Regions from separate parts of the Homo sapiens genome. Here all the other regions are linked to region 1. Evidence: chromatin loops called from intact Hi-C (ENCODE). Cell type or tissue: heart left ventricle. All regions are shown on one strand. Each heading gives the region's core, and the rest is flanking DNA. Links, peaks and the distances in the headings are about the cores only.

Evidence for each region. Peaks named below come from ENCODE experiments on the same cell type or tissue, not always from the same donor. Only the 100,000 strongest peaks of a DNase experiment are listed, where the experiment ranks them.
Region 2: a loop joins it to region 1, with 2.1 times the contacts of the local background. A loop is called at or near these places in 6 of 110 quality-filtered maps.
Region 3: it touches region 1 in a loop (3-fold over the local background); 16 of 110 quality-filtered maps call a loop at or near these places.
Region 4: it touches region 1 in a loop (4-fold over the local background); 15 of 110 quality-filtered maps call a loop at or near these places.

What each region holds. Positions count from the first base shown.
Region 1 is chr12:19,774,966-19,782,649 of GRCh38, forward strand. No RefSeq gene overlaps it. Among named protein-coding and RNA genes, the nearest start is that of LINC02398, 240 kb to the right of the region's middle. In heart left ventricle, for the core only: a CTCF peak has its summit at 4,621; a DNase peak (open chromatin) is centred at 4,616; H3K27ac peaks cover 932 bases.
Region 2 is chr12:19,831,821-19,839,504 of GRCh38, forward strand. It overlaps LOC105369682 (a long non-coding RNA gene), which reads right to left. Exons shown (of 4, transcript XR_931409.3): 4 at 1-137. Among named protein-coding and RNA genes, the nearest start is that of LINC02398, 180 kb to the right of the region's middle. In heart left ventricle, for the core only: no CTCF peak of the experiment used is centred there; no DNase peak of the experiment used is centred there; H3K27ac peaks cover 277 bases.
Region 3 is chr12:19,889,326-19,897,009 of GRCh38, forward strand. No RefSeq gene overlaps it. Among named protein-coding and RNA genes, the nearest start is that of LINC02398, 120 kb to the right of the region's middle. RefSeq lists an enhancer at 5,498-5,607. In heart left ventricle, for the core only: a CTCF peak has its summit at 4,369; no DNase peak of the experiment used is centred there; H3K27ac peaks cover 796 bases.
Region 4 is chr12:19,878,420-19,886,103 of GRCh38, forward strand. No RefSeq gene overlaps it. Among named protein-coding and RNA genes, the nearest start is that of LINC02398, 130 kb to the right of the region's middle. In heart left ventricle, for the core only: no CTCF peak of the experiment used is centred there; no DNase peak of the experiment used is centred there; H3K27ac peaks cover 2,834 bases.

The sequences.
Region 1 (7,684 bases), core at 1,790-6,789:
TTTAAAGGAATCTCCACACTGTTTTCCATAGTGGCTGTGCTAGTTTACATTCCCACCAGCAGTGTAGAAGTGTTCCCTGATCATCGCATCCATGCCAACATCTACTGTTTTTTTATTTTTTGATTATGGCCATTCTTGCAGGAGTAAGGTGGTATTGCATTGTGGTTTTGATTTGCATTTCCCTGATCATTCATGATGTTGAGCATTTTTACATATGTTTGTTGGCCATTTGTGTATCTTCTTTTGAGAATTTTCTATTGATGTCCTTAGCCCTTGGTTTTGGGTACTTGGTCATGAAATCCTTGCCTAAGCCAATGTCTAGAAGGGTTTTTCCAATGTTATCTTCTATAATGTTTATAGTTTCAGGTCTTAAGTTTAAGTCCTTAGCAAAACGCACCGGATTCGCGCCCTCCCCGGAGTTCTGGCCAGGAGGCTCTGGCTGGATTCCAGTTGTTACAGAGCTCGCTGGAGACTTCCTTCTCCCTGTGGCATTTTCCCCGCTCCTCTGGCCGCCGAAGGAGTCCTGTGGTGCCGGGCAGGAATGGGCTGCTTGGGGACCCAACGAGCTCCCAGAGCCTTTCCTGCTGCTTCCTCTACCCCTGTGTTTCGCTAGGCTCTCGAGATGGACTCAGTTCCAGGTAAGGTCGGAAACTTCTCCCGCAGACAGACCTTCAGTTTTCCCAGTGGGGGTGTGTGTTTGGGAGAGGAGGATCTCCCTTTCCTACTTCCGCAGTTGGGGGACTCGCTGTATCTGGGTTGTCTCCCGGGTCCTACAGGAGCAGTCCGCTTCCTTTAGAGGGCCTGTGGGTCCTCTCCGGATTCCTGGTTTGTTCTTGCCATTGATACGGAGCTAAAATTAATGATGCGAGCCTCCGCACCCTGCTCTGCCCGTACGAGTCAGAGCTGCAATCTAGTCCTGCCTCCTATCCACCATGATGATCCCTCTCCCAATTTTTTTTTTTTTTTTTTTTTTTTGCAAGGGAGTCTCGCTCTGTCACCCAGGCTGGAGTGCAGTGGCGCGATCTCGGCTCACTGCAACCTCCGCTTCCCGGGTTCAAGCTATTCTCCTGCCTCAGCCTCCAGAGTAGCTGGGACTACAGGCGCCTGCCACCACGCCCAGCTAATTTTTTTGTTTTCAGTAGAGACGGGGTTTCACGCTGTTAGCCGGTATGGTCTCGATCTGCTGACCTCGTGATCTGCCCGCCTGGCCTCCCAAAGTGCTTGGATTACAGGCGTGAGCCACCGCGCCTGGCCCCGCTCCCTATTCTTTATACGTCTGGTAAAATTTGGCTCAGAATCCATCTGGTCCTGAGCTATTTTTATTGGTAGGCTTTTTGTTACTGATTGAATTTTGGAACTCGTTATTGGTTTGTTCAGGGATTCAATTTGTTCCTGGTTCAGTCTTGGGAGGTTGTTATATGTCTAGGAATTATCAGTTTGTTTCAGATTTTCTAGTTTGTCTGCATAGTCATGTTCATAGTAGTCTCTGAGGGTTTGTTTTTATGGTTCTCTTGGGTCAGTGGTAACGTCCCCTTTGTCATTTCCGATTGTGCCTAATTGCATCTTTTCTCCTTTTCTTTTAGTTGTCTAGCTGGCTCTATTAATCATATTCATTTTTTTCAAAGAACCGATTTCTGGATTCATTAATCTTTGTATTTTGTGTGTGTGTGTGTCTCAGTTTTTTTCAGTTCAGCTCTGATTTTGGTTATTTCTTGTCTTCTGCTAGTGTTAGGGTTGGGTTGCTCTAGCTTTAGTTTTTCCAGTTGTGATATTCGGTTGTTAATTTGAGATCTAAGTTTTTGATGTGGGCATTCAGTGCTGTAAACTTTACTCCTAACATTACCTTAGGTGTGTTCCAGAGATTCTGGTATGTTGTATTTTTATTCCCATTAGTTTCAATGAATTTCTTGATTTTTGACTTAATTTCATTATTTACTGAAAAGTCATTCAGAAGCAGGTTGTTTAATGTCCATGTAATTTTATGGCTTTGAGTGATTTCCTTAGCATTGATTTCTATTTTTATTGCCCTGTGGTCTGAGATTGTGGTTGGTATACTGTTGGTTTTTTTGAATTTGCTGAGTATTGTTTTATGTTCGATTGTGTGGTCAGTTTTAGAATATGTGCCACGTGTAGACGAGATGAATATATATTCCGTTGTTGGGTGGGGAGTTCTGTAGATGTTATTAGGCTCATTTGTTCAAATGTTAAATTCAGGTCCTGACTATCTTTGTTAATATTCTGCCTCAGTGTTCTGTCTGATATTGTCAGTCGGGGGTTAAAGTCTCCCAATATTATTGTGTGGGAATATAAGTCTCTTTGTAGTTATCTAAGAACTTGCTTTATTAATCTGGGTGCTCCTGTGTTGGGTGCATATATATTGAGAATAGTTATGTCTTCTTGTTGAATTGAACCCTTTACCATTATATAATGCCTTTCTTTATCTTTTTTTGATCTTTGTTGGCTTACAGTCCTTTTTGTCTGACATTAGGATTGCAACCTCTGCTTTTTTCTGTTTTCCATTTGCTTAGTAGATTTTTCTCCATGCCTTTACTTTGAGCCTATTCATGTCATTGCATGTGAGATGGGTCTTTTGAAGATAGCATACCATCGGGTGTTGCTTCTTGATCTAGCTTGACACTCTGTGCCTTTTAATTGGAGGCATTTAACCCATTTACATTCAAGGTTAGTATCATATTTATGGATTTGATTCCGTTATCATGTTGATAGCTGGTTATTATGCTGGCATGTTTGTGTGGTTGCTTTATAGTGTCACTGGTCTATGTACTTCAGTGTGTCTATGTAGTGGCTGGTAATGGTCTTTGCATATTTAGTGCTCCTTTCTGAACCTCTTTTAAGACAGGTCTGGTAGTAATAAATACTCTCAGCATTTGCTTGTCTGAAAAGGACCTTATTTCTCCTTCACTTAGTTTGGCTGGATGTGAAATTTTTGTTGGAAATTCTTTTTTTAAGAATGCTGAATATAGGCCCCCAGTCTCTTCTGGCTTGTAGGGTTTCTGCTGAAAAGTGTGCTGTTAGCTTGATGGGGTTCCCTTTGTAGGTGACCTGCCCTTTCTCTCTAGCTGCCCTTAACATTTTTTTTCTTTCATATCAACCTTGGAGAATCTGATGATTATGTGTTTGGGAGATAGTCTTCTTGTGTAGTGTCTTGCAGAGGTTCTCTGTATTTCTTGAATTTGAATGTAGTTCTCTCTAGTGAGGTTGGGGAAGTTTTCATGGACGATATCCTGAAATATGTTTCCAAGTTGCTTGCTTTCTTCCTGTCTCTTTCAGGGATGCCAATGAGTCATAGGTTTGGTTTCTTTACAGAATCACACATTTCTTGGAGGGTTTTTTGTTGTTGTTGTTCATTTTAATTCTTCTTTCTTTATTTTTATTTGCCTGGGTCATTTTAGATAGCCAGTCTTTGACCTCCGAGATTCTTTCCTCAGCTTGGTCTATTCTGCTGTTAATATGCACAATTGCATTATGCAATTCTTTTTTTTTTCTTTTTAGACCAGTCCCCCATTATGCAATTCTTGTAGTGTGTTTCTCAGCTCTATCAGATTACTTTGGTTCTTTTTTATAATGGCTATTTCATCTAACGGCTCCTGTATTATGTGATTCTTAGGTTCCTTGGATTGCATTTCAATGTCCTCCTGAATCTCGATGATCTTTGTTCCTGTCTGTATTCTGAATTCTATTTGTATCATTTCAACCATTTCAGCCTCGTTAGGACAGTGTGGGCATTTGGAGGAAAGAAGGCACTCTGGCTTTTTTAATTGCCAGAGTTCTTGTGCTGGTTATTTCTCATCTGTGTGAGCAAGCTGATGTTCCTTTAACTGTGGTGTTGAGTACAGTCAGTTGACTTCCTTTCTGGATGTTTTCAGAGGGCCAAAGCTTTGTTCAGGTGTTTATTTGTAGCTAAATTCTTGTTTTTGATTTCACACGGTGAGTATATTAGCAAAGTATTTTTTGGTATTGATGTTTTGTGCTGTGATCCAGTAGGTGGCACTTAAGTGTAATGGCCGGTAGGTAGGGTCTTGCTCAGTTAACACAGCTCCCCTGTATTTCTTCACAATTGCAGTTGTACTCCCTCTCAGTGCTCTGAAAGTGTGGGTTTATCTCCCACTTGAGTGCTGGCTGCATGTCTCAACTTGGCACTCCTGGGCTGCACACCACAGCTCTAGGGTGATTTCTGGCTTTATGTTCCTTTCCCAGCTTTGAGGCAGCAGGGGAAGGGACTTCAGCGGTGGTTGTGGCAGAGGGTCTTTGATTTGTCTCTTTGGGCTCCAGCCCAGAAACATGCAGAGCTGCTATCAATCAGTTTAATTAGCCTGGGGTGGGGCAGCTGAACGGTGGGTCCACACTAATGGGGCCCCACCTGGTGATGAGCAGGGGCCTTGGGTGGGACCTGGGGGAGACAAACTGGCCTCTTCTCCTTAACGCAACTGCCATTCGCTGCAAGTGTGATTAAAGCACTCAGCGTCTTTGCTTCTTTCCTGGTCTGAAGGTAGCAAGGGCAGCACCACTACAGTGGCAGTGGCAAGGGGGTTTTTGGTTGCTTCTGGGAGCTCCACCTCAGAGAAATTCGAAGCTGCTGCTCCCAGGAATGTTCGGCCATGGGGTGGGGCAGCTGCTCTGCTAGCCTGAGCCGGGCTCTGCTTGTTAAAGAGCAGGAGGTTTGTCCACAGCTCACAGGGATGAGAGACTGGGCTCCTCTCCACTTGGTGTGCTGGAAGCTCGGGTGAAGCCCTTAGATTCTTTGTTTTTTCTCCAGACTGAGGGCAGCAGAGGCAGAATCATTGCTGTGGCAGTGGCAGGGGGGCTTTTGGTTGCTTCTGGGAGCCCCTCACCCGGGAAGAACAGCCCCTACCAGTGGGTATGCCTAACCATGGGTGGGTCAGCTGTTCTGCAGTCCCAAGCCGGGGGCCCTGCCTGGTGAAGAGTTTTGGGGGCAGTGGGGAGGGAGGGTGTCACAAGGAAGAGAGACTGGATTCCTTTTTGTCTGGTGGCTGCAGTATGTTGCATTTGCCAGCGTAGCTATTGTGCCTTCTGTTCCTTCCCCAACCTGTGGGAGGTTAGGGTGTTATTACTGTAGCTGCAGAGGCAGAGGGGTTGTGGGTTGTCTCTGGGATTTCCTCCCACCTCTGACTAAAGGGTTCAGGAAGGGGCAGGGTAGTTTTGCTAGAGTCCCAGGTTGGGTGGCCCTACCCAGTGATGAGAAGCTGAGAGAGAAGCCCACGTGGAGAACAATCCAGTCACTTTTCTGTGGGAGGGCTGCACTGTTCTGGGGAACTATGCCACTTCCTAATCACCGTGTACTCTCCAGACCAGAAGGCAATAGCAGCAGGATCTGGAAGACGCAAAAACTGTGGCCAGCCTCTCCCTCTGCAAGCTTCCGTCTCAGGGAAGTGTAGATCTGTACTAGCCTGAGAGCCCTGGTTGTGGTGAGTACAGAGTGGCTGGAGTCCCAGATAGATGGGTCCCACTCAGTGAGGAGAAGTGGGATCAGGGACCCATGTAAAAAACAATCTGGCCACTTTACCTTGGGTCAGTTGCGCTGTGTGGGGGATCCATGCCACTCCCTAATCACCACTTGCTCTCCAGAGCCTGAAGGCTATAGCAGCAGAGACTGCAAGGCAGCAAAAACTGGTGGCCGGACTCTCCTTCTTCACACTGCATCCTAGGGAAGTGCCGAGTTGCTACCAGCCTGAGAGCCCTGGTTGGGGTTGGCTGGAGTCCCAGGCTGTGGGGTCCCACCCAGTGAGAAGAAGCAGGACACATATAAAAAACAGTTTGGCCGAATATCCTTGATGAACGTTGATGTAAAAATCCTCAACAAAATACTTGCAAAACAAATCCAGCGGCACATCAATGGTGTATATACAGGGAGCTAATTCTCCATGATAAAGTAGGCTTCATCCCTGGGAAGCAAAGTTGGTTCAACATAGGCAAATCAATAAATGTGATTCATCACATAAACAGAACAAAAGACAAAAACCACATGATAATCTAAATAGAGGCAGAAAAGGCTTTTGATAAAATTGAACATCTCTCCATGTCAAAAGCCCTCAATAAACTAGACAATGAAGGAACATACTTCAAAATAAGAGCCATCTATGAGAAAACCACAGCCAACATAATATTGAATAGGCAAAATCTGGAAGTATTCTGCTTGAAAACAGGCACAAGATAACAATGTCCTGTCTCACCACTCCTATTCAGCATGGTATTGGAACTCCTGGTCAGAGCAATCAGACAATAGAAAGAAATAAAAGGCATCCAAATATAAAGAGAGGAAATCAAATTATCTCTCTTTGCGGACAGTATGATTCTACACCTAGAAAACTCCATAGTTTCTATCAAAAAAATCTTAGAACTAATAAACAACTTCAGTTAAGTTTCTGGATACAAAATCAGTGTAGAAAAATGGGTAGCATTTCTATAAACACACAACATCCAAGTGGAGAGCCAGGTCAAGAATGCAATCCCATTCACAATTGCCACAAAAAGAATAAAATACCTAGGAATACAGCTAACCAGGGAGGTGAAAGATCTCTATAATGAGAACTATAAAACTCTGCTCAAAGAAATCAGAGATAACACCAACAAATGGAAAACATTCCATGCTCATGGATAGGAAGAACCAATATGGTTAAAATGGTCATACTGCACAAAACAATTTCCAGATACAATGACATTGGTAGTTTGATAGGAATAGCATTGTATAGGACTAGGAAAAACTATTTTAAAATTCATACGGAATCCAAAAAGGCCTAAATAGCCAAGGCAATCCTAAGCAAAAAGAATGAAGTTGGAGGCATCACATTACCCAACTTAAAACTTTATTTCAGGACTACAGCTACTAAAACAGCATGCTACTGGTACAAAACAGACACATAGACCAATGGAACAGAATAGAAAGCACAAAAATAATGCCACATACAACCATCTGAAATTTGACAAAACCAACAAAAACAAGCAATGAGGAAAGGGCTTCCCATTCAATAAATGTTACTAGCTAGTTGTGTAGTCATATGCAAAAGATTGACATTGGACTCCTATCTTAATTAAACCACATACAAAAATCAAGATGGATTAAATATTTAAGTACAAAACTTAAAATTATAAAAACCCTGGAAGATAACCCAGGCAATATCATTCTGTACATCTGAACAGGCAAACATTTCATGACAAAGATGCCAAAAGCAATTGCAACAAAAGCAAAAATCGACACATGGGATCTAACTAACTTAAGAACTTCTGCACAGCCAAAGAAACTATCAACAGAGTAAATGGACAACCTACAGATGGGGAGAAAATATTTGCAAACTATGCATCTGACGAAGGTCTAATATCCAGCATCTATCTATGAGGACCTTAAACAAATTTACAAGACAGAAACAACCCTATTAAAAAGTGGACAAAGGACATGAACAGACACTTTGCAAAAGAAGACATACAAGTTTTTTTTTCACATGTGCCCAACAAGCATATGAAAAAAGCTCAGCATCACTAATCATTAGAGAAATGCCAATCAAAACCATAATGAGATACCATCTCACACCAGTCAGAATGCCTGTTATTAAAAGTCAAAAAAATAAGGCCAGGTGCAGTGGCTCACACCTGCAATCCCAGTGCTTTGAGAGGGCAAGAGGGATGGACCACTTGAGGCCAGGAGTTT
Region 2 (7,684 bases), core at 987-5,986, 56 kb after region 1:
CCTTCTTTTACTATTACCCTGCCTAAAGTCTTCTCAAGCCTCAGCTTCTCAGCCTTTATCTTACTTCTTGGGTAAGCTTTGTCTGATCCTCCACTCCATCCTCTAGTTGTTCCTCCTTGGCTCACTCTCATGATAACCTGTAGATTTAAGGAAAAGTACTTACTTGTCTATTTTCTGAAAAGCACACGCCAAACTATAATTAAATACTTATTTTTCTTTTTATATTAGTCTGTAAGCTCTGGAGGGCTTTTCTCTCCCCAGTATCCTATAGGCTGGTAGAGGTTTTTGTTTGTTTGTTTTTCTTTTCTTTTCTTTTTTAAATTTTACTTTAACTTCTGGGATACATGTGCAGAACATGCAGGATTGTTGCATTGGTATACATGTGCCATGGTGGTTTGCTGCCCCTATCAATCCGTCATCTAGGTTTTAAGTCCCACATGCATTAGGTATTTGTCCTAATGCTATCCCTCCCCTTGCCCCCCATCCCCCGACAGGCCCTGGTGTGTGATGTTGCCCTCCCTGTGCCCATGGGTTCTCATTGTTCAACTCCCACTTATGAGTGAGAACATGTGGTGTTTGGTTTTCTGCTCCTGTGTTAGTTTGCTGAGAATGGTGGTTTCCAGCTTCATCCATGTCCCTGCAAAGGATATGAACTCATTCTTTTTTATGGCTGCATAATATTCCATGGTGTATATGTGCCACATTTTCTTTATCCAGTCTGTCACTGATGGGCATTTGGATTGGCTTCAAGTCTTTGCTATTGTAAATAGCGCTGCAATAAACATACGTGTGCATGTGTCTTTATAGTAGAATAACTCATAATCCTTTGGGCATATACCTAGTAATGGGATTGCTGGGTCAAGTGGTATTTCTGGTTCTAGATCCTTGAGGAATCGCCATACTGTCTTCCACAATGGTTGAACTAATTTACACTGCCACCAACAGTGTAAAAATGTTCCTATTTCTCCAAATCCTGGTAGAGGTTTTAAAATGTGTATTATCCATCAGTGGGTTCTAGGACCTAGCACAGTATGCACATTCTGGTAATTCAGGGAATAATGCATTACATTTTTTTCTTGTCTTTCTAAAATGATTGAAATCCTTTGTGAAAAGGGCATGGACACAGCATGCAGACAAACATGAGAAGTAATTGGCACCCAGTAGTGTAGGACTTGGTGATGCTGACATAAAATATTGTGGGACTATGAAAGATTTTAGAACAAATTCTCCAGTCGAATTTTTAGGCGATTAAAAAATTTGTATTGGTGGCATGCAAGACACTGTAGGCAATGTAAAAGCAAATATAGTGCATTGCTCACCTTGGCATTAATATTATATAGACTGTGACTTTAAATTCACCTAATCCATTCTGTGGTCTTAGTGCATATTGTTTTGCATTCGTTTGTGCTTCACATCACAGTGTATTAAGTTCAGTATGAGTTAAGGGCAATAATGTGTCAAATTCCATTTGCATCCTTTGACTTTATTTTAAGTAACTGAGTAATAAAAATCCACACCAATGTTCAGGAGATGACTCTGGGGCATGGTTCTCCATAGTATGTCCTAAGGTGCACACGGAGTCTGAAACCTAGTGATATTGGATTCAGAGGATTTGAGGCTGTGGGCCTTATTTTTACAAAGGAGAGTGCAAAAAACCCAAAAATTTATAGTTGAAAAGTTATTTTATATATATATATTTTTCAGAGAAAGAGAGGAAACTCTAACCTAACTAGTATCTGTAGTATCCAGTTAGTTTAAGTGATGACATTTCCTTGGGAACTGGGAAAGGAAGACTAATAACAATGACGATTAATTTTATGTCAGCTTGGCTAGGCCACAGTACCCAGATATTTGGTCAAACACTGGTCTGGAGGTTGTTGTGAAGGTATCTGTTACATGAGATTAACATTTAAATCAGCAGACTTTGAGTAAAGCAGTTGGCCCTCCATAATGTAGGTGGGCCTCTTTCAGTCACTTGAAGGCCTCAAGAGAAAAAGACTGACCTCTCCCAGGGAAGAGGAATTCTGCCAACAGACTGCTTTGAGATTCAAGTTGCAATATCAACTCTCCCCTGGGGCTTCAGTCTACTGGTTTACCCTGTAGATTTTGAACTTACTGGCTCCTACAAGGGTGAGAGCCAACTCCTTAAAAATCAGTCATTCTCTCCACACACACATACACACACACACACACCCACACCCACACACACACGGTTCCATTTTTCTAGGGAACCTTGACTAATATACTAAGCATGTCTAAAATGACATCTCTTAACAGTTTTTGTGGTTTTGTTTTCATAACTGTCATTTAAAACTTTCTTTGTGATTTACATACAAATCTTTTTTTAAGTTTCATTTTCTCTAAATTTCCATGTTGACAGTTTAAAGCCAAAAAATTTATAAATCTCCAGTCTAATCACATTTCTAGAAACAAAACATGTGTCAGTAGTAAATCTTATGCAGAATAAAATTTTACCCGTGAGCTGAGTCACCCACCAGACAGGATGCACCAAACCCTACCTTGTGTCCTCTTTAACTTTAGAGTATACAACAGCACCTCCTACCTTGGTGTGTACCCAAGCACACAATGCCTTAAAAATAATTTGCAGATACAAGGCTGGTTTTTTTTTTCCCCAAAAATGTACTCATATTTCCTCTTTTATTATATAAATACCAGTTCAACCTTTTATGGTAGTAAGAAATAAACATTTTAAGAAGATCTTTGTTATTATTTATACAAATTCACAAACAGGACGATTAATTGATGAATTTCTCTGGGTTTCTTTAACTCCATGGTCTTGTATGTTGCTGTGGAGGATTCTAAAAAAAAACCACAAAAAATACAACAAAAATATACATTCTACTCAAAAGTGATTTCTTTAAAGCCACAACTAGTTGTCCCTCACACCATTCTGTGCAGGGCAGTGAGGTGAATTGCCACATCCCAGCAAGAACTTTTTTTTTTTCTTCCTGGATTCTAGAGCATCTATGAATTGCATCACTGAAAGTTTCCCCTTCCTCCCCTTCCTACCAGAAGAGTGGAGAAACAGTGAAAAATCTGAAGGTAGAATTCTACTTTCAGACTCATCCAAAGGAGCTTCTAATTTGAGAAAGGCCATCACAGAGAAATGACTGGCACTGAATAAATAACTGAGACCTCTGTCATTCTGCTTGCTTCCGATTAATAACAGCCCCTGCTAAAACAAGGATGCCTCCAGAGCCCAGGTTCAGCATCTATGCCCTCCTTCTCACTAACTATTTTACCAGCCCCTGTCTTGCATGAGGTCTGCCCCATGCTCTTTGTATCCTCTCCCTTGGCTTTCCTTTATTCTTTATGGTCCTGCTAAAAGACTGGAGAGAATGTAATCCAAAGATTTACCGAACCCTTACTATATGTCAACTACTGTTGTAAGTGCTTGGGTTCTATGAAGAGGTAGTATTTTCATGTCACTTTTACAGGAGAGAAATATTTAGGAGTTTGAATAAGCTCCCCCGGGCCACATATCGTCATGGCAGAACATAGATTTGAACCAAACTAGTTTGAGTCTAGAGCTTATATTATTTACTATATTACTGTATTGAGCATTACAATAAGTGCTGAGGTATAAATCAATGATCCTAGCTTAATGTGCTATTTTTTTCCTATCAGATTTGAATTTTATGATAATGCTGATGGGATGAGCTAGATGGGATTTCCAGATCCTAGAATGAGATTAGGTATCCAAGAGGTGCTCAGGCTTTTCACAATAATTCTCTAATCATATCTGTAGATTGTATCTTCCTTTTCTCTTTCTATTAGTTTTTGAATTAATAATTGATTTACTTTTATTTGATTTATAGCAGCATTTATTTTATCTATTGCATAACAAGTTTTCCTAGCTTCCAAATTTTTGACTTATAGCAAGTCTAGGATTTCAGAATTAGACAGTATCTTATTGACAGAGAAAGATAATTTTGCCAAAAGTCATTTGATGTATTTCTGTGGTTCTTGTCAGCTCCATGGGCCTCATAAAAGAAATCAGAAATCCACCCTTCAATTATTGGAGAAGCACACTGAGGTTTGAAGGGGTTTCTCCTGGAAATTAATAATTCCTGTTCTTGTATTACAGATGAGAGATACGAATCTAGAAGGTGAGGTTGATAGGGAAGTGCTGGGAAAGGAAGAGCGTATTGCCTTTAAATGATACCTAAGGGGGGAAGGGACGAGCTGGGTAGAGGAGGGCGTGGTCCCTGGCTAGGTCTCTACCCCTACAGACCTAGTTGAGGACAGGCATTTCCTAAGACCACCCTGGCCTACCATGTCCCCATCCTGGTCCTATAAAAACCCGAGACCCTAGTGCGCAGACACACAGGCAGCCAGACGTCGATGGGAGCACATCGGCTGAAGCAGACACAAGCGGCCGGTCCTTGAGAGCCTGCTGGCAGAAGAGCATGGCAGGCACAGGCGGGCCAACAGGCCATCCACTGGCGGAAGATGCGGAGGCTGGGGCAGTCAGAGGAGAACCTGGGGCTGCCGAGCAGCCCAACTCCAGGGGAAGACCATCTCACTTCTGGCTTCCCCATCCTGGGAGAACTACTGCCATTCAGTAAAACTTTGCACTTATCCTCCAAGCCCACGTGTGATCCGATTCTTCCGGTTCACCAAGGTAAGAACCCAGGATACAGAAAACCCTCTGTCCTTGTGACCAGGCAGAGGGTCTAATCGGGCTTACTAACCGCTAAACTAAGCACCCTGTAATACATGGGCACTGGGGCTTCAGGAGCTGTAAACATTCACCCCTAGACACTGTGGCGGTCGGAGCCCCACAACCTGCCTGTCTGTATACTCCCCTAGAGGTTTGAGCAGCGGGGCACTGAAGAAGTGAGCCACAGCCCCTTTGCAGCCCCGCGAGGGGGACAAGGGAATCTTTCCTCTTTCAAGGTGATGAGTAGAGAAGCAGTTACTACTGATAGTTGAGTGCAATCTTAAAAGGATGAACAGGGGTTCTCATTGTTCAGTTCCTACCTATGAGTAAGAATATGCGACGTTTGGTTTTCTGTCCTTATGATAGTTTGCTCAGAATGATGGTTTCCAGCTGCATCCATGTCCCTGCAAAGGACATGAACTCAACCTTTTTTATGGCTGCATAGTATTCCATGGTGTGTATGTGCCACATTTTCTTAATCCAGTCTATCATTGATGGACATTTGGGTTGGTTCCAAGTCTTTTCTAGTGTAAATAGTGCCGCAATAAACATACGTGTGCATGTGTCTTTATAGCAGCATGATTTATAATCCTTTGGGTATATACCCAGTAACGGGATTAAATGGTATTTCTAGTTCTCAGGGAACATCACACCCTGGGGCCTGTCGTGGGGTGGGGGGGCAGGGGGAGGGATAGCATTAGGAGAAATACTTAATGTAAATGAGGAGTTAATGGGTGCAGCAAACCAACATGGCACATGTATACGTATGTAACACACCTGCACATTGTGCACATGTACCTAGAACTTAAAGTATAATAATAATAATGAAAAGGATGAACAGGAATGAACAAAGTGGGGAAAGTAGAAAGAAACTTCCAGGAAGGAGCAAGGAGATGGAAGTTTGAAATTTCCTGGAGTGTGGCGGCAACTGTGAGAGGTTTGTTCTGGCTGGAAGTGTGGGGAGTGTTGGGGGTGGCACAGGAGTCAGGAGCAAGATAATGATATCTATTGCTCTAAAAATTGAAGGGAACTGTTAACAGATTTTGAGGAGGCCATATGGTGAGAGATGCCTTTGGGGAAGACTAGTCCAGCAGAGCCTTGGCAGTGGACTAGTCGGGGGACAAGGTAAGATGCGGAGAGAGAACCTATGAGGCCATAGTTGATGTCAGTTTGTTTGCTTGGCATCCTGCCTCGTTTTGGTATCAGAACCCTTCCCTTTTTGGCTTAGTAACTGCTCCTCTCCTACTCCAGTTGATTTTTTGGGAAAACTTCCAGTCACAGTTCCCTACTCCTGACTCTGCAGTCAGAGAGAGGCATACATTTCCTAGGCATGGGCAGTGATGGTGTCCCATCCCTAGGCACTCTGATCTGTCCAAGCAACAGTGTGTGACTGCAGTTAGGTCCATCAAATTCTGAGGTTAGGATTTTAAAATATGCTTATATGGAAGACAGAGGCATTCTCTTTCTTTTAGGATTTCTAAACTGAAATGACGAATACCTGGGTCTTCCTCTGGCTGTTATATTGGTTTCTTATGGCATTAGGAAATAAATACCACAAACTGGGTGGCTTCTAAAATAGAAATTTATTCTCTCGTAGTTCTGGAGGCTAGAAGTTCAAAATGAAGGTGTCAGCAGGGTGGTGCTCTGAAGGTTGCAGAAGAGGATTCTTCTTTGTATCTTCCAGCTTGGTGGGTTCCCTTCGATCTTTAGCATTTCTTGACTTCTAGATGCATCACTCCAATATCTGCCTTCATTGTCACATGGCCATCTTCTTCCCGGATGTCTCTTTGTCCAAAATTTCCCTCTTCTTAGAAGAATACCAGTCACTGAATTAGGGCCCATCCTAAGTTAGTATGATCTCATCTTAACTTGATTATCTCTGCAAAGACACTATTTCAAATTAAGGTTACATTTACAGGTTCTGGGTAGACGTTAATTTTGGAGGATGTGGGAGAGGACTCTGCAGCCTAGGACAGCCTTCTTTCCTGATGCCCAGGTAAACTGATTGCAGTAGGACAGAAAAACACCGTAGTCCTTATTGAAACAGAGACGGCAGGTGGAGAGAGTCCTGGTTACTAGGCACTGTGTGCTTAATTGCACTGGATCCCACAGTTATTCTTTTCGTTTTATGGACTACCCAACTTTCCTTCTTTCAGAAAATTTTCTCCCTTCCCGATTGTTTCCTTAGGCTATATTGAGTTAGGTTTCTGTTCCTTCCTACTAAAACAATTCTGATAAATACAGGGATTATTGCACCATTCCAGGTGGATAGAGAAGCAGATCTGAGACATGGCCGTTGTAGTAGAAATTGCTTCAAGAGGAATTAAGAAGGTGGACTTAATAGAGCTTGCACTCTGTTTAAATGTTTGGATTAAAGGAGAGGAATGAGTCTACAGTAATTCTTGGGATGGCTGAGTAGATGATGGGGCCGTTCTCTGAGAAAGAAATAGAAGAGCATAAAAAGGCATGAAGTTTGGTCTTTGCCAACTTCTTTAGACTATTATTATTTATTAGCCTTCTGAAGCCTGTGATTTCTTGAGGGCAGGGAACATACTCGTATTTTAAAAAATCTGCAGTGCTGACCGGGCATGGTGACTTGTGCCTGTAATCCCAGCACTTTGGGAGGCCGAGGTGGGCAGACCTGAGGTCGGGAGTTTAAGACCAGCCTGACCAACATGGAGAAACCCCATCTCTACTAAAAATACAAAATTAGCCGGGCATGGTGGCACATGCCTGTAATCTCAGCTACTTGGGAGGCTGAGGCAGGAGCATTGCTTGAACACGGGAGGCGGAGGTTGCGATGAGCTGAGATTGTGCCATTACACTCCAGCCTGGACAACAAGAGCAAAACTCCATCTCAAGAAAAACAAAAACAAAAACAAAAAAACTGCAGTGCTTACAACAATATAGTAGGCAGATGGTGGGAGACACAATGTTGAATTAAAAATAAAAATCCACAGCTTGAAAGGCAAAATATCTCTCTGCAGCCAATAGAACATA
Region 3 (7,684 bases), core at 1,687-6,686, 110 kb after region 1:
TTAGCCCAGGTTGCAGAATTTCTGGTGTTAAAAAAGTGGCAGCTTGGACTCTAATAACATCCTCTTGTTGATAAGATAGTATCTCATCCCTTGCTGTGAATAAAATTAAGGTGAATCTAATTGAATTGTTAGATGATAGTTCCAAATAATTTTTTATGATAGATCATTGTGATTTCTGCCATATAACCCAAAGGTCCAGAGAATTACATGATATTTCTATAATAGAACTCATTTCACTCTCATATACTTATTTATATGATGCTTATAAACATCTATAAAAGCAAAAACTAAGGCATAGAATTGATGCTGAATCTACTTTTTGTGATAAATAATATTCATCCACTTATACGTGAAATAAGTTTTTTAAAAAGGCTTAATCTAAAAAAAAAGGCAGACAATGGTGCAGTGCCTTTAAAATAATGAGGGAAAATGATGTTTAAATGAGACTATATAACTAGTCAGATTATAAATCAAGTGCCAATAAAGACATGTGCAAACAAAATGAATAAAAAGGCACATCTATCTTATTGAGGAATACATTTCTAATAATATTTTTACTTTTATATTTAATAATGATTTATCAAAATTTGTCAAATATTTATGTTTTAACCAATTGTGTTCTGATAATCATTGTAATGATAATTTACTGTAGAACATTTTTGGTAACAGGAAATAAATTTCCTTTACATCTCAAACATATTTTTGTTTCAGAGAAGTAAAAAAGTGTGATTGAAAAAAGACTGGGGAATTTTAGGATAAAATTCTATGGAAGAAAGGGAATGAAAACAGGAGTTCAAGAAAGAAAAACAAACTGTAGAATTTCTAACAGAACATGAGCATATATTTTTCAAATAAATGATTTTGAATTCCAATGGATACATTAAAAGAATGCTGTAGCAAGCATTTTTTTAAGTCAGCATTTATAATGTTCCTGGAAATTATATTCTTGCAAGTATTTAAACTATTTATGATATAAAATATAACATCATTGTAAAGACAAAATTGTACAAGGAAGTATACAGCTTTTTCAAAATTCTTTGAGGTATATTTGAGCAAAATATTTGAAGGCCTTGGAATAGAATCCAAAATCTTTAGCATGGCAGTGACAGTCCCATCTATGTTTTCAGCTTTTAATTTTTTATTATTATTCTTCACCTACCATAAATACTTGCCAGACTCTCCTACTTTCTGTTCCTGGAAAAAGTTCTGCATTTTTCATTGTTTGCACCATTATCTCCATGTGGAATGCCCTTTTCTTCCCCTTTTCCACTCTAAAAATTCTACCCATCTTCCAAAGGACATATGAAGAGCCTCTCTTTCCTGGAGCTATTCTTGGTTCTATCCTCTGACATCCTACAGCACTTTTCCTTTTATTTAGTGGTCATCTAGTTTATCCAACTTTACCTCTGTATTAGAATATTTGTGGTATACAGATGAATAAATTGTGTTCTTCAACCTTGACTAGTTCCCAATCTGTATTTGAAATCCCCATATTCAATGCAGAACAAAAATTAGAGACTTTTAGTCACTGCATATTGTTTCATGCACTGATATTGAGGTTTTTAAAAATTTCCTAACCAAAATAATTTTCTTCAGATTTTGTGAATCCAAACCTCCTATCAGATAACTTAACTACATTCTTTCTATCTATTTCACATTTACTGCTAACAAAGACTATAATCTGGGAAAAAATGGATTTTCACCAGATAATACACCAGCTGGTGTTTTCTGTTTTACTGGTGATGTATTACTCTGTAGCAAGTGTAGCAAGGTCTTACTTATTCTCAAAAACATGTAGATATATCCAGTGCTGGAAAAAAAAATCTAAATTAATTTAATAGAATAATATTTATCTTTGTGCAAAGAGAAAGTATATTTTACATAGAAAGATCTGAAATGCCTGTTTAAGAACTTGATGCACTGTAATACATTTTGATTGGGGTGTGTTTAAAAAACAAAGCAAAAAGCAAATAAGAAAAGGATGCTGTGCAATTAGATTGCCTCAGACATCAAAAACCTGTATATTTATGTTGTACTTGCCTACACAGAGGAACACTGACTTGCTTTGGACACAAATTCTAACAGTTGGGGTAAGTAGCAAACATGAGTGAGAAGAGACAGGCTATACTAGACAGTGAGCTCCTTAAGGGCAGGAGGTGTGTTGTCATTATCATTATTCCCATTACATATTTTAGAAACAGAAACAACCATTACATATTTTACCGTATTTCTTTCCAATACTTAAAACAACCCTGAAAAGCAGGCGATTATTAAAATGATTATTAAATCATTTTAAATTATTAAAGTGATTATTCTCATTTTACAGATGGTGCAGCTGAGGCTCAGATATGTAAAGTAACTTTTCCAAAGTGACACTTTAGAAATGCAAGATTGGAGATTCAAGCTTGGATTTCTGTTGACGGCCTTACTTCTGAAATACCTTGCAAAATTATAAAATGAAGAATAGTAGGCATTGTTTAAATATTTATTGAATGTTAAGAAAAAAAAAAAAAAGGCTGGGCATGGTGGCTCACGTCTGTAATCCCAGCACTTTGGGAGGCCGAGGCTGGCGGATCACCTGAGGTCAGGAGTTCAAGACCAGCCTGGCCTCCAGCCTGGGCAACACAGCGACTCTGTCTCGAGGAGGGGTGGGGGGAGGGGCAGGAAAAAAAAAAAAGCTTTGTGACAGGAAAGTTTGCAGGTCCTGATATGCTTTGGTTGGAAGAGGAGGCTCTATAGAAATAGCAGCAATAAGAGATAACTGCCCAGAGTTTTCAGGTTGGGTGGAACTCAGATTTTACGACCGTAATTGAAAGAATTCCTAAGCCTCCCCTAGTGAAATTTTTCTGTTAGGCACTTGGAAGTAACTGGCAGTTTCAGGGAAGCAATTGAGAAGGAGGTATTTCCTTTGCTAAAAGGATAATAGTTCAGCTTATTCTTTCTCATAAATGGAAAAGAAGGACAAGAGCATTTGGATTATATATAATTTGCATGTTACAGTACATAAATTGGTCACTGCCTGATGTGCAGTGATTTTTCCCCAGTTTCAAATTCTTTGGGAATGTGTTTTTATTCCCTGTATTTTAAACATATGTTGTGAAAGGGATTAGTCATATTATTCTATGACTTTGCTTCCCTGCCAGGCAATAATTGGTAATTGTTCAAGGGTAGACAACAAACTTGAGCTAGTCTAGTCATAGACAGGGTTACAATTTATTATCCAAATGGGGTCATTTTTTCCTCAACTTTTTATTTTGAAAAATTTCAAGTATACCAGAAGTATCAAAAGAATAATACAATAAATACAATATGCTGAATTACCTAGATTCTACAACTGTTAACGTTTTGTGACATTTGTTCTATAGCTCTTTCTCTATCGATATGTCCTTTTTTCCAATTCATCTGAAAGCAAGGTGCAGACATTATTACACTTTTTCCTTAAATACTGCAGCGTGTATTATCTCACAGACACAAAGAATATTCTTCTTCATAAGCCCAGTATTGCCATCACACCCAGCTATTCCCCAAACATTCTTTGTAGGTGTTCCTCCACTTCCCAGGATTATGTATTTCATTCAGTTATTATGTTTTGTATTCTTTTTAAATCTCCTTTTCAATATCATTTATGCAACTGACATTTTTCAAGAATCCATGATGATGATATTAATCCAGAACGTCCCACAATCTGGGTTTTTCTAATTTCTTTCTTATAATTAGCTCCAGATTAAACATTTTGGCAAGAATGCTAAATAGGTAATGTTATGGAAACAGGCAAACTTTAGAGACTGGGAGGGTGCATTATTAGTCATTATGCTGAAACTACAGGTATAAACTGGAATGTTGGGCCATGCTAATCATAGAACCCCACCTACAGCCAAAATAGCTAGTCTGGGAATTGGCACAGGATCTAAAATGGGCCAATAGGAGTTCTATTTTTTTTAAATATTTTAAATTGATCTGAGGAAAAAGGACTCCTACAGATTGTTGCTAAGCTGTTTGTCTGAAGCTGGGAAAGATTTAGATGTAGGTAGAAAACACAGTAAGAGGGTCCTGATGGCATTTGTCCTTTCATTTCAGGTTCTCTCTTAAAATCAGGTTCACCTTTGTTCTTTTAATACAATTTATTGAACATTTATTATGTGCTAGACGATTTTTAAGTGCTTTGCATGTATTAAATCATGTAATCCTCCTAACACAGTTCCATGAGATGGTTTTTATACTGTCCCCATTTTAGAGATGCCAAGGAAGGAAAGCTTGATTTACTTGCCAAAGATTTCACAGCCAAAAGAAGATAATGGAACCAAAAGAAGAATCCATAGCACATGATCTTGATCACAGTGGTAGGGTTACACCAGAAGGGATGAGACTCCACCTACTGTTTACTCTTGTGCTTAAACTAGTCAGCTTGGATTTTTGTCTGCAATCCCAGAGTCCAGGTTAATACACTTATGACTTCCAGTCTTCAGATATGAATGGATAAAACCCCCTTCTCAGACCCTGTTTTTGCCTCTTTTAGACACAGGCCTTCATTATGATTAGGAGCGTGCTCTTAATTAGGAGTTTTCCAACAATTTGTTTGTAAGGCCCTACAGGATATTACTGTAAGGAGTACATTAATAATGAAAGAATTTTGACAAAGACAGGGTTGAAGCTTTGATAATAACTGTTTAGTCAAACCTATTAAAACATTGAGGACATCAATTAAGAGGAAATAATATTCTACACATTGAACCTCTTTCACTATATTATTATCTAAAAGCAAATTGTTTTAAGAGGCTCTATTCTTAATGTGTTGGAAGACTGTGTACTCAGTTTTAAAATACAAAACAGAAGTTAGTATGAAGGAAGTGGTCTTCTTGATGACAGGGACAGATGACAGGGTATTGTGAAATTTTAATATGTAGCATGATTGGTTGTAAATTGTTCCCACATAGCTGAAGTAATTTGCAAATAAGAGATGATGAGTCAGATCTTCCATGGGTATGGTAATACATGCCAGTGAATAAAATCTGAAGTTACATCGGTATGATTTAATTTTGAGTTACATTGCTGTCAATTCATGTATATCAATAGAATCACTCCAAGTTTTAGGACTCCAGGTATAAGTTTTAGGATGTGTGTGTGTGTGTGTGTGTGTGTGTGTGTGTGGTGGTGGGGGGCTTCCTGAGGCTAAAGTGCAGTGGTGCAATCACAGCTCATTGCAGCTTCAGGTGTTCACCCACTACACCCAGCTAATTTATTTTTTGTGAGGACAGTGGCTCGCTATGTTGCCCAGGCTGGTTTTGGACTCCTAGCCTCCAGCGATCCTCCCACTTCCGTCTCCCAAAGTGCTGGGATTTCAGGCACGAGCCACGGTTTCTGGCCTGATATTTATGTTTTTAAAGATGAAATATAAAACTAAGATATCGTCCAGAGGCATAAGTTCTATACCCATTTTTATACTAACCATCAGTATCTGAGTATTTTTCACAATAAATTTGGAATCAACATTTGACTAAGAAGATTAAAGAAGAGTCACATATATGGGTTAAAGGAAATAATGTTTCTGTTGATAGAGCATCTTTACACGGGAGCTGTTGTCGCTTCTATTTTAAAGAAGGAAAGGTTGAGTCATCAAGCTACTTGTTTCAGGTCAGTTAGTAAACAGTGGATCTGAGACTAGAACTCGGGTTTTTCCCACTGCAGAGAACAAAGATTTCTGTCACATGCTGGTGTTTAAGAAAGAATAAATGGTGTAGAATGAGTAAAAGAAAGTAATCATGAGTGTAGCACAGGATTGGCGGTAAGCCTTGATTTAGAATATTTGCTGATGTAATAAATATGCTAAAGAAGGGTTAAACAGTGTGATCGTCCAGTTATTTTGATTTTATGTAATTTCTTTCCTTCATATGTAAAGAGAATCAAATATTAACGCTGGTACTGATATACAAAGGTGAACTATATTTCAACAAATATAGATTAGACTTTAGTATATTTGTAATACTGTATTACTGAAAAATAGCAGAGCTTAGAATATTTTTACACACATTTTCCCAGCTTCTTTTATTCCTAGGGGCATAGACATATGAAGTATTATGGTGCCAAGTTATATTTTTTATTTCTAGTGAATTTTTCCTTTGACTGTAGGCTAAGATATTTTAGTCAGACTTCATTTCTTTTAGGAATTGCTTTAGCAGACCTAGACTAATTTTCAAGAGTGGATTGAGTTATTTTTGAATACTCATGTCACATATATTTTCTCTTATCTGGTTTTTTTCGCTTAGTAGAAACAATTTGTCCTTCTCTTTTAAAGTCCATGAGAAATATACATTTATTAACCTCCCATACTACCCCCCCATTACATGTACATGCAAGTATAGATTTCATCTTAAATTAATCCCTCAAACGCTGCTATCAGAAAAGACATTTTAAACTGTCATAACAAGATCTTGCTGGTGACAGCAGACTTGGAGCAAGGCTAGAGTGTGATTCAATCATTGTTAAAAGTTCATGTTCCTCTCATTACATTCTTGCTTTTAATTCTCATAACCAGCCAGCAATGACAGATGAAAATATGAGCTATTTCTTTGTGTTGGCAAAATCACAATTCAAGAAGACATAGTTTCCTTAGTTATTTTTACAGTATATTGTTTATAGTACTTGATATGGTTAGATGAAAAAAAATCTACTCAAACTTTTTTTTAAAGATAAAAGGAAAAGCCTTGAAATGTTTAGTTACATAACCCTAATGAAATATTTTCTTCTGTCTGCATAGGTACAGGTTATTCTGATGGGATCCAGAACTAAATGAGGCATAAACCTCAAATATGTTTAACATTATGCTAGGTAGTATATATTTTAAAAATGCGTTTACATATGCTATAGATTATCTCCCTAGAAAATTGTTATATATATGTGTCACACATATGGTATTTTGCTTACAATTTAAGTTGTTTGTGAACCTTCTGATGCACATTCAGGGATCCAAATTAGGCACCACTGATCCATTAGCAACTTGTGTGGTTGCTATGGAAATGTTGGGTAGTGTACTTTTAAGTTACTAAGGCTGACTTGTATAAGGCACCTGTTTGGTGTTTTGGCTCAACCCTGATTGGAGTGGGGTCTCTCCTTGGTCTCTCTCTGTACCTGTATAAGACCCCTCTGCTCTCTCAAGCTGCTTCACTGGCACTATACACAGGGCAAATTCTCAAAACTTTTCTTCATTGTAATCACTTTTATTGAAAAATATCTTATTAATGGCAGTACATCAAAACGTGGCATTTATTTCCTCCTTCCTCCTCTTCTTTCTTCTTCTTCCTTCTTCTTCCCTCCTCCTCTTCCTCCTCCTCTTTTTTCTTCTTCCTGTTCCTCCTCCTCCTCCTCTTCTTCTTCCTTCTTCCTCCTTCTTCCTTCTTCTTTCCTTCTTCCTTCTTCCTTTCTCCTCCTTCCTCCTTCTTCCTCCTTCTTCCTCCTCCTTCCTCCTCCTTCCTTCTCCTTCTTCCTTCTTCTTCCTTCTTCTTCTTCTCCTCCTCCTCCTCGTCCTCCCCAGAGACAGGGCCTCACTCTGTCATTCAGGCTTGAGTGCAGTGGTGCGATCATAACTCACTGCAGACTTGGCTCCTGGGTTCAAGCACGCCTCTTACCTCAGCCTCCAGTAGCTGTGACGTGCATGCCATGACATCTGGCTCTTTATTTTTGTAGAGAT
Region 4 (7,684 bases), core at 1,713-6,712, 100 kb after region 1:
AGAGACACACAAATAAGGAAGAAATAGCCCTGTCATTAAGATACATTCATATTGGGGGAAAAAAAGGATACTTTTTCAAATAATTGTAATGAAGTTAAATGATAGTACAAATTTGAGAGATATTCATAAGGACACTGAAGTTTAGGAAGGCTTATTGTCAGATATATTTACAAATATATAGCTATATATGTATATTGTCATTAAACTTGAAGTTTAATATACATCTAATTGTAAAGTGGTTTTTGGACTCCATGATTTTCTATATTTTTTGTTGTTTTATCTATTTGGTATGTAAATTGTTTGCAAGTGAATCAGCTGAGATTTCATTTAGTAATTTAACAAATGTTTGTTGATCATCTACTACATTCTAGGCATTGTTAGGCCTTAAGAATAGAGATGATACCATATAGTGGACATCATCACAGAGATTAAAATCTAGTTAAAAGATATAGGAGTGAACAGGTAATAATGAGGTAGTGTTAACAAGTCATCTTATATTCTGGATGCACAAAAGAAGGGCAGTCCAGTCTGGGTTGAGGGAAGAAGCAATCAGGAAGGGCTTCCAGGATAAAGCATTGTCTTGAAGGATAAACAAGAATTGGCCAGATAAAGTGGTTGAATGCCTGAGATTGGCATAAGAAGTTTCAAGTAGGAGTAATTGTAGCTCTATTTCTAATAGGTTGCTATGAAATAGAAAAAGAAATGATGGGATATAGTCAGAGAAGAATGTTTGGATTCTTTCCTCTGGGTATTAGGAGTGGGGAAATCACATAAGGAGATTTGTATTTTAGAACGTTTGCCTACTAAATAAGACTCCATTTGGGCAGAAATGTTCAACATTGCACTCATAAAAAAAGGGCTGATAAGCCATACTGGGACAAACGGTGTGTACACAGAGACACACATAGACATAGACTGAAACACATATGTGTAACCATAGTGCCTATGTCTAATGGAAACATATTTATTATATGATTATTAATAATAGAAAAAGTGTTATATAATTATTAATAATATAACCAATTTTTAATATTGCATTGTTTTGAAAGGCTGAAGTGGAAGGATCACTTTGGCCCAGGAGTTCAAGACCAGCATGGACAATAATAGTGAGACCCCCGTCTCCACAAAAAATTTTAAAAAATCATCAAGGCATGGTGGCACATGCCTGTAGTCCCAGCTACTTGGGAGGCTGAGGTGGGAGGATCACTTGAGACCAGGAGTTGAAGGCTGCAGTGAACTATAATTGTGTCACTGCACTTCAGCCTAGGTGACAAAGCAAGACCTTGTCTCTAAGAAAACAAACAAAAAACAACCTCCTCCCCACCAAAAAACCCATTACATTTGATAAGATGACATTATTCCTACTTTCCCTTTTTCTTTTTCTTTTTCACCGAAATATTTGTTAAATATTTCCAGCTAAAAGATACCCTGCTTTAGGCATGTACAGTTACATGTATGTGCATATATGTTTTCTAGACCATTTTAGGAGGAAGTATTGAGACAAAGGTAAATGCAAAATCATTAGCATTCTTGGAGTTGACTTTTGTGTTTTTATTGTTCAAGCCTATGTGAGCAAGTTAAAACCAGGTATAGGTCAAGTTCACCTAGTAGACGAAGATAAAATTTGTGTGTGTGTGTAAAATATACCTGGTCTATAGGCCTCCCACACTGGTCATTTTTAGTTGGTGCACAAGCTTATTTAAGGAGATGATTTTCCTTTCTTGCCTCATTTTCTACATATGAGATCACTGTGCCTTATTTTCCCCACCTATGTGACCCTTTTCTGCTTTGTCATTTTTGACCTCAAGGCAGGAAGAGATAGTAATCAGAGAAAGAATTGAAGAAGGATTTTTGTGGCATCAGAACTTTTGGAGTTGACTTGATGAGTTCCAAGTAGTGTTTGACTTTGTACTAAGCCATGGGCAGCATATTTAAAATGCTATCACATGAGCTAGAAATTGCTGAGAGGCTCAACTTGATATTGGAATGGTTTAGAATTGCCTGTTTGATTTGGTGTCTCCTGGGTGATACTTTCTTTGCTTTTCCTTTTGTTCTTACTTTTCTTTGGCTTATACACCCTCTATCCTATAATATTACAATAACCTTTACTTAGACTGAGTGAGAAGAAATTTGTTAAGCAAGGCTAACTTTTCTCTCTGTTTTTATAACTATTGCTTTTTGCTTACTTTTACTGTAGAATCACTCTGGTCCCTATCTAATATAGCTAAATGGAGAATAATTTCCTTTTAAGTAAACTTTAAGACATGTTGAGTTAGGAAATACAGCAATGTTGATGATGATTGGGAAAAGGGAAAAGTCTTACATATGGAAAATCTAACCAGAGCTGTGACAAAATTTTGATCTGATTGAAAGAAGAAAAGAGAAAATTGTTCCAAATAGCAACATGATAATGAACAAACCTGAAGCATAGCTTCTTGCAAGTTTCTACATTATGAATAACTTGCACCATCTTATCTTCCATTGCTTCATTTTTAAGTAATACAACAGACAGAAAACATGCAGCAGGAAGGACTAAATACCTTTTGAGAGAATGCTATTTGCAGCCAAGTTTTGTAAGGCTCAGGCATTATAGATAGATTAGATTAGATTCAAATGTATAATTCACAGTGGCTTCTTCTAGCAACAACATCTAAATGATGAGACTCAGTTGTTGCTTCTAATAGTAAAGGCAAAGAAAGAAATAATTGGAGAAGAGGAGGAGAGAGAAAACAGTAGAATTTGCGGGAAAAAATAAGCCTTACATATGCCTTTTTACTTATGCAAATTTGGAAAATGGAGCAGAGAGAAATGAATTAGGCAGCTGTGTGCTGCATGGAATATCCTAAGTGATCTGATAAATATGTATGTCGTACTTTACCTACTTAACACAGTGTCGTTTCAAAACAAAAGTATTGATTGTATTAATGAAATTCTATTGTATTACGGCCAGAGAGGTGATTCTCTTACAAAATATAAAAGAGGCTGGGTGCGGTGGCTCATGCTGTAATCCCAGGACTTTGGGAGGCCAAGGCGGGCAGATCATGAGGTCATGAGATCGAGACCATCCTGGCTAATATGGTGAAACCCCTGTCTCCACTAAAAATTACAAAAAATTAGCCGAGCATGGGGGCATGAGCCTGTAGTCGCAGCTACTCGGCAGACTGAGGCAGGAGAATCATTTGAACCCGGAAGTTGCAGTGAGCTGAGATCGTGCCACTGCACTCCAGCCTGGGTGACAGAGAGAGACTCTGTCTCAAAAAAAAAAAAAAAAAAAAAGTAAAAGTAGTTTTGTTTTTAGGTTAGCAAACTTTCCTTAGCTTTTATATACATGCCCCCTCCTTGCAAATTCTGCCTGCGAGTATAACTGATTAATCAATAATACACTCAATAAAATATTTTTATCTTGTATATATCCACTGTTTATTCTGATTGCCTTACTTTGGTGAACATAGTAGCCATGATTGGACATTTTATGTTGTTGACACAATGATCTAGTTTTACTACATGAGGGTACTGGAATTTAAAAGGAAAATAGCTTTTAAACTCAACTTGAATCTTTATCTCCAGTTGATGCAAAAGAGTGTCCTGAGTGCTTTTTAAAAGTACAAATGCTCAATCTCTAGGACTCTTTCACTAAACCAGAAACCCTGAAAAGGTAGTCTCAGTATTTGCATGCTCCATAAGTGTGACAGGTGAATCAGCTGATCAGGTTCCACTGGGCTGGAAATGGTTAAGGGATCTCCAATGGCATCTCAATTGATTACTTCCTCTGAAAACTGTTTCCTTTAAACTAATTAGCAGCCATCTGACCAAGGCATCATATTTCTTGTCTTTTACCTGGTTTTGTGCCCAAGGTCTCTGATTCTCAGTCCCCTAGGGGACAGAAACAAGAGATAGAATACTGTGTCATGGACTTGCTTGTGTCAGGGAAAAGAAGAAGAACTTTCCTCGTATGCATTATTGTGAGTCTGTCTTTTATAAAACTACCGTGCTTCTCAAGTCAGTGAGAGCAGCATTCAGATGAGTTGTGAGGATTAGGTGGTGATAGCACAGATGTCTCCTCAGCTACCTCTCTCTTTATCTTTCACCAGTAATAATATAACAAATGATGTTTTCACATTTAAAGTCATGATCCCAGGGAGGAAATTCTCACTGCAAGCTGTTGCCAGACTAGAAGCCACTTGCGCCAGAACATTTTATAGTCCTCCTTGGCTCTCTGACCACTCTTGAGATGGAGCCAGCATTTTACTCTATTTTGACTTGGGTTATAATGATTGTTTTCCCAACAATAATTATAACATTGTATACCAATCCTTTTCATTGCTGGCAAATATCTTTGACTCTTGTAATGCTAGTAAATTATTAGTCTAGGTATTTTATGATTAAAAAAGTATGAATTAAATATACAACTTGCCTATAAGGGGTGTATAGGCTAATAAGAAAAATAAATCACACATTAGTAATTAAAACTGAAAGGAAAGTCATTCATGCAGTAAGGGAAGTACAAGGTAACTGCTATGGCGGAGTTCAGTTGAGGAATAATGTACTTCTAGCTGGGAGCAAGAGATTGTGGGAGACATTGTAGAGAAGGTGATTTGTGAATCTGACTTTGAAATAAATCTAAACGGTGACCTCTAGAGATGTGGTTGTTGGCAGACAGAGCAAAGTGGCAAAGGCACAGGAAGGGTGAGTATGGAGGCCTTTATAGGAGGACTATGAATAGTGCAGATTGGCTACTGGAGAGTGGGGTCCAAATTAAAGAGAACCTTGGTTCTTAGCTTACGGCATTCAGACTTGCTCTGTGGTTAATTGGAGAGGCAGTAAAAGTATTTTCACTGAGAAGCACATTGTTTTAGTAAGATTATTCTGGCAGCAAGAAGTAAAAAGGGAAGAGACTAGAAAGAGGGAAGATATAGTTGAGGAAAAGATTGTCTACCTCTTGTCATGCTTTAAAACTAAACTCAGCTGGTGTGACTCAAAGATTTTTAAAATTTACAGAGCAGTCAGGGAATTAACTCTCTTGTGGAAAATTCCATTAATGACAGAATCTGGCAAGATAATGTCATTAATAGTAGAGTCTTTGAATTTCAAGACTATATCCAGATGATGTTTCTGCTACTACTACTTCATTTTTCTAGGATACATTTAATTCTTTAAAGTGCTTTTACATTTAAAGTGTGGTACTGCATCCTCACTTTATTTCAACAATGTACAGTTAAGATAATAGCTCACTGTAAGTTGCGGCACTAAAGTTCTACAGGAAGTAAGTGGCTTCCCTGGAAATATCACTCGATTTTGCAACTTGTAACATTTCTCTTTTCCCATTATCTTTCCCTTTTCTAATTCAAGTGAATACAGGAGTGCTGGCTTACCTCAGAAGTAGTCATTAGTTATGTATAAATCCTCTTTTTACTCATTTAAGGAAAGACACTTTTCCTTGTGTATACAACCACAAGTTCTACCTTTTATTTTAGGAAATCAGACTCTTCAGTCATCTGAAATGGTTAAAAAAAAATGTCTGAGAAGGAATAAAGGCATACTTATCCTTGGGAATAGAAGTGTACATAAAATTCCAATTAAATTATTATGTGAAAAAATCCTTCTGCTCCTGTGTTTCTTCCTACATCTATAAGCTCTGTAGGTTTAAACATGCTTCCAAGAGCATTTAACACTGGCAAATTTAAATGCTGATGAGAGGTATTTGAGCTGATCTTTTTCTTCCTCACCGCGCCTAATGGATTACTAAATTTAAGTGCTCAGGGCATAGTTTTGCCCTCCTTTGTGGGTGCCTGGCTCTCATTGACGTCAGTGGGAGCCCTGTGTCTCTGTAGGGCAGAATTTGGCACTTCCATGTAGAATATTTTTAAACTATAAAATTGAATTACAAAGGTATTGCATCTGCTTTTTATATAGTCATTGTTTGGTTTATTAAAGAATGTTTCATAAATCTAGCCAATTCTGCAGGACCTACATATTTAGCTAAGCAAACTATTTTTAGAAATTACACAAAAAGGAGAGTGAACTTCCCTTTCAATTTAAAATCAGGGTTGCTTAGGACTGGATTTACAGAAAAGAGAACAGTATGCAGTTGAAAATAAGCTTATTATTAAACTATGCATTTATTTTTAGCAAACATGCTGGGTAGTAAAATTTAGTTTTGCATTTTCATTGTGAAAACACAAATGAAATTGGTAAACAAAATATTAAACAGACCTTACTACCAACTTAAACATACCATTGCCTCTTTTGTTTTTCTGATAGCATTGGTAGAATTTCATGGAGTATATTTATGGTGCCAGTGTCAGAATAAAGACAACTGAGGGTTCTTTCCGGTTACCTCTGGATCCCACATCTTTAGCCAAAATTTTTATTTTAAACCAACTTTCTTGTGCCCCTTCTTGCCCACCTCTTTCAACTCCAGTCCAGGGGTAGGGCAGGTGTTTCTGAGGGCAGAAGTGGATGGACACCAGCCCGCCTGGGCAGTGCTTAGCAAATAAAATAGAACCATGCTTTGTCCATCATTTGATGGATGCCACAGTCCCTAAGGTCCTGATCCTATCTCTGAAATTTGTTTTCTGAACAGGAGCAATGCCGAATTTTTATTTTTCCATGCATTTGTTGTGTGTCTGAGTAATTTTGATAGTGTATGGTCCTAGATAACGTGACAGGACTTTCACATCCACAGGTCTGCAACACTTTGCATCCTCTGTCATTGGATGTTATCGTCATTGACAGAATATATGTCAAACTCCTTGAGGTCTTTCTCATGTTGCAAGCTGCATTCTAACCCGTTAAGAATAGCATTTTTTGGAGGACTTGCTTTGAAATGTACAGAAAAGAACTCGTACTGAAAACCCTTGGGTTTTTGCTAACTGTGCGGTTTTAACTCTGTTCACAGATTTACCCTCTGAAATAGTATAATGCTCATAATTTTAAGTGTAAAGAGCACACACTTTTGGTAAAATTCAATGAATATCACCTGGAAATATTCGCCTTTGAATTCCAATACAAAAAACTTGAAGAAAAATGGTACCACTGGTAAAAATACTAACATAGGCCAATTCCAAATCTTGGGGGAGATGTAGAAAGTTCCCCTGATTTTGTATTTCATTGTTTTAAGTCTGCTTCTTTGGAAAACATGCCAGCAAGAGCACACTGGGGAGAGAGCCAGACATTTCTGTGATCCCAGCATGTTTGAATGTTGCTACGGTAGACATGAAAATAAACAACGAGAACCTCCTATTCCAAGTGGAAACATTTCTCTTCTTACTGAAAAATTATAGAACCCAACAGGACACAGTAGGAGATATTATAATTCAGCAAGACCGGGAGCACTTGGAATCCTTGGGCTTATATATCATTTTGTTCCACCTCTTCCTTTTATAGATGAAAAAATGGCAAAGGGGAGAAATTAAGTGATAACTGCACAGCCAGGTAGTGACAGAGTTGGGACTGAAGCTGGGTTTCCTGGCTCATTATTCCAGTGTGGTTTCTTCTTCAGTAGGCCTGAAAAATTTTTAGAAACTATTTTTCCCCCTTCCTCTTGCCCTTCTCTATGCCTTCCACACTCAGAATTCCAGCAGGTATCCCTGGTGATGAGGGGATGGGCTGGTGGCATTGCTAGTATTTGAATAATCTCTCCATGTATTGGCAGGAAAAAATTGAATTTTGCTTCTCTCTCCTC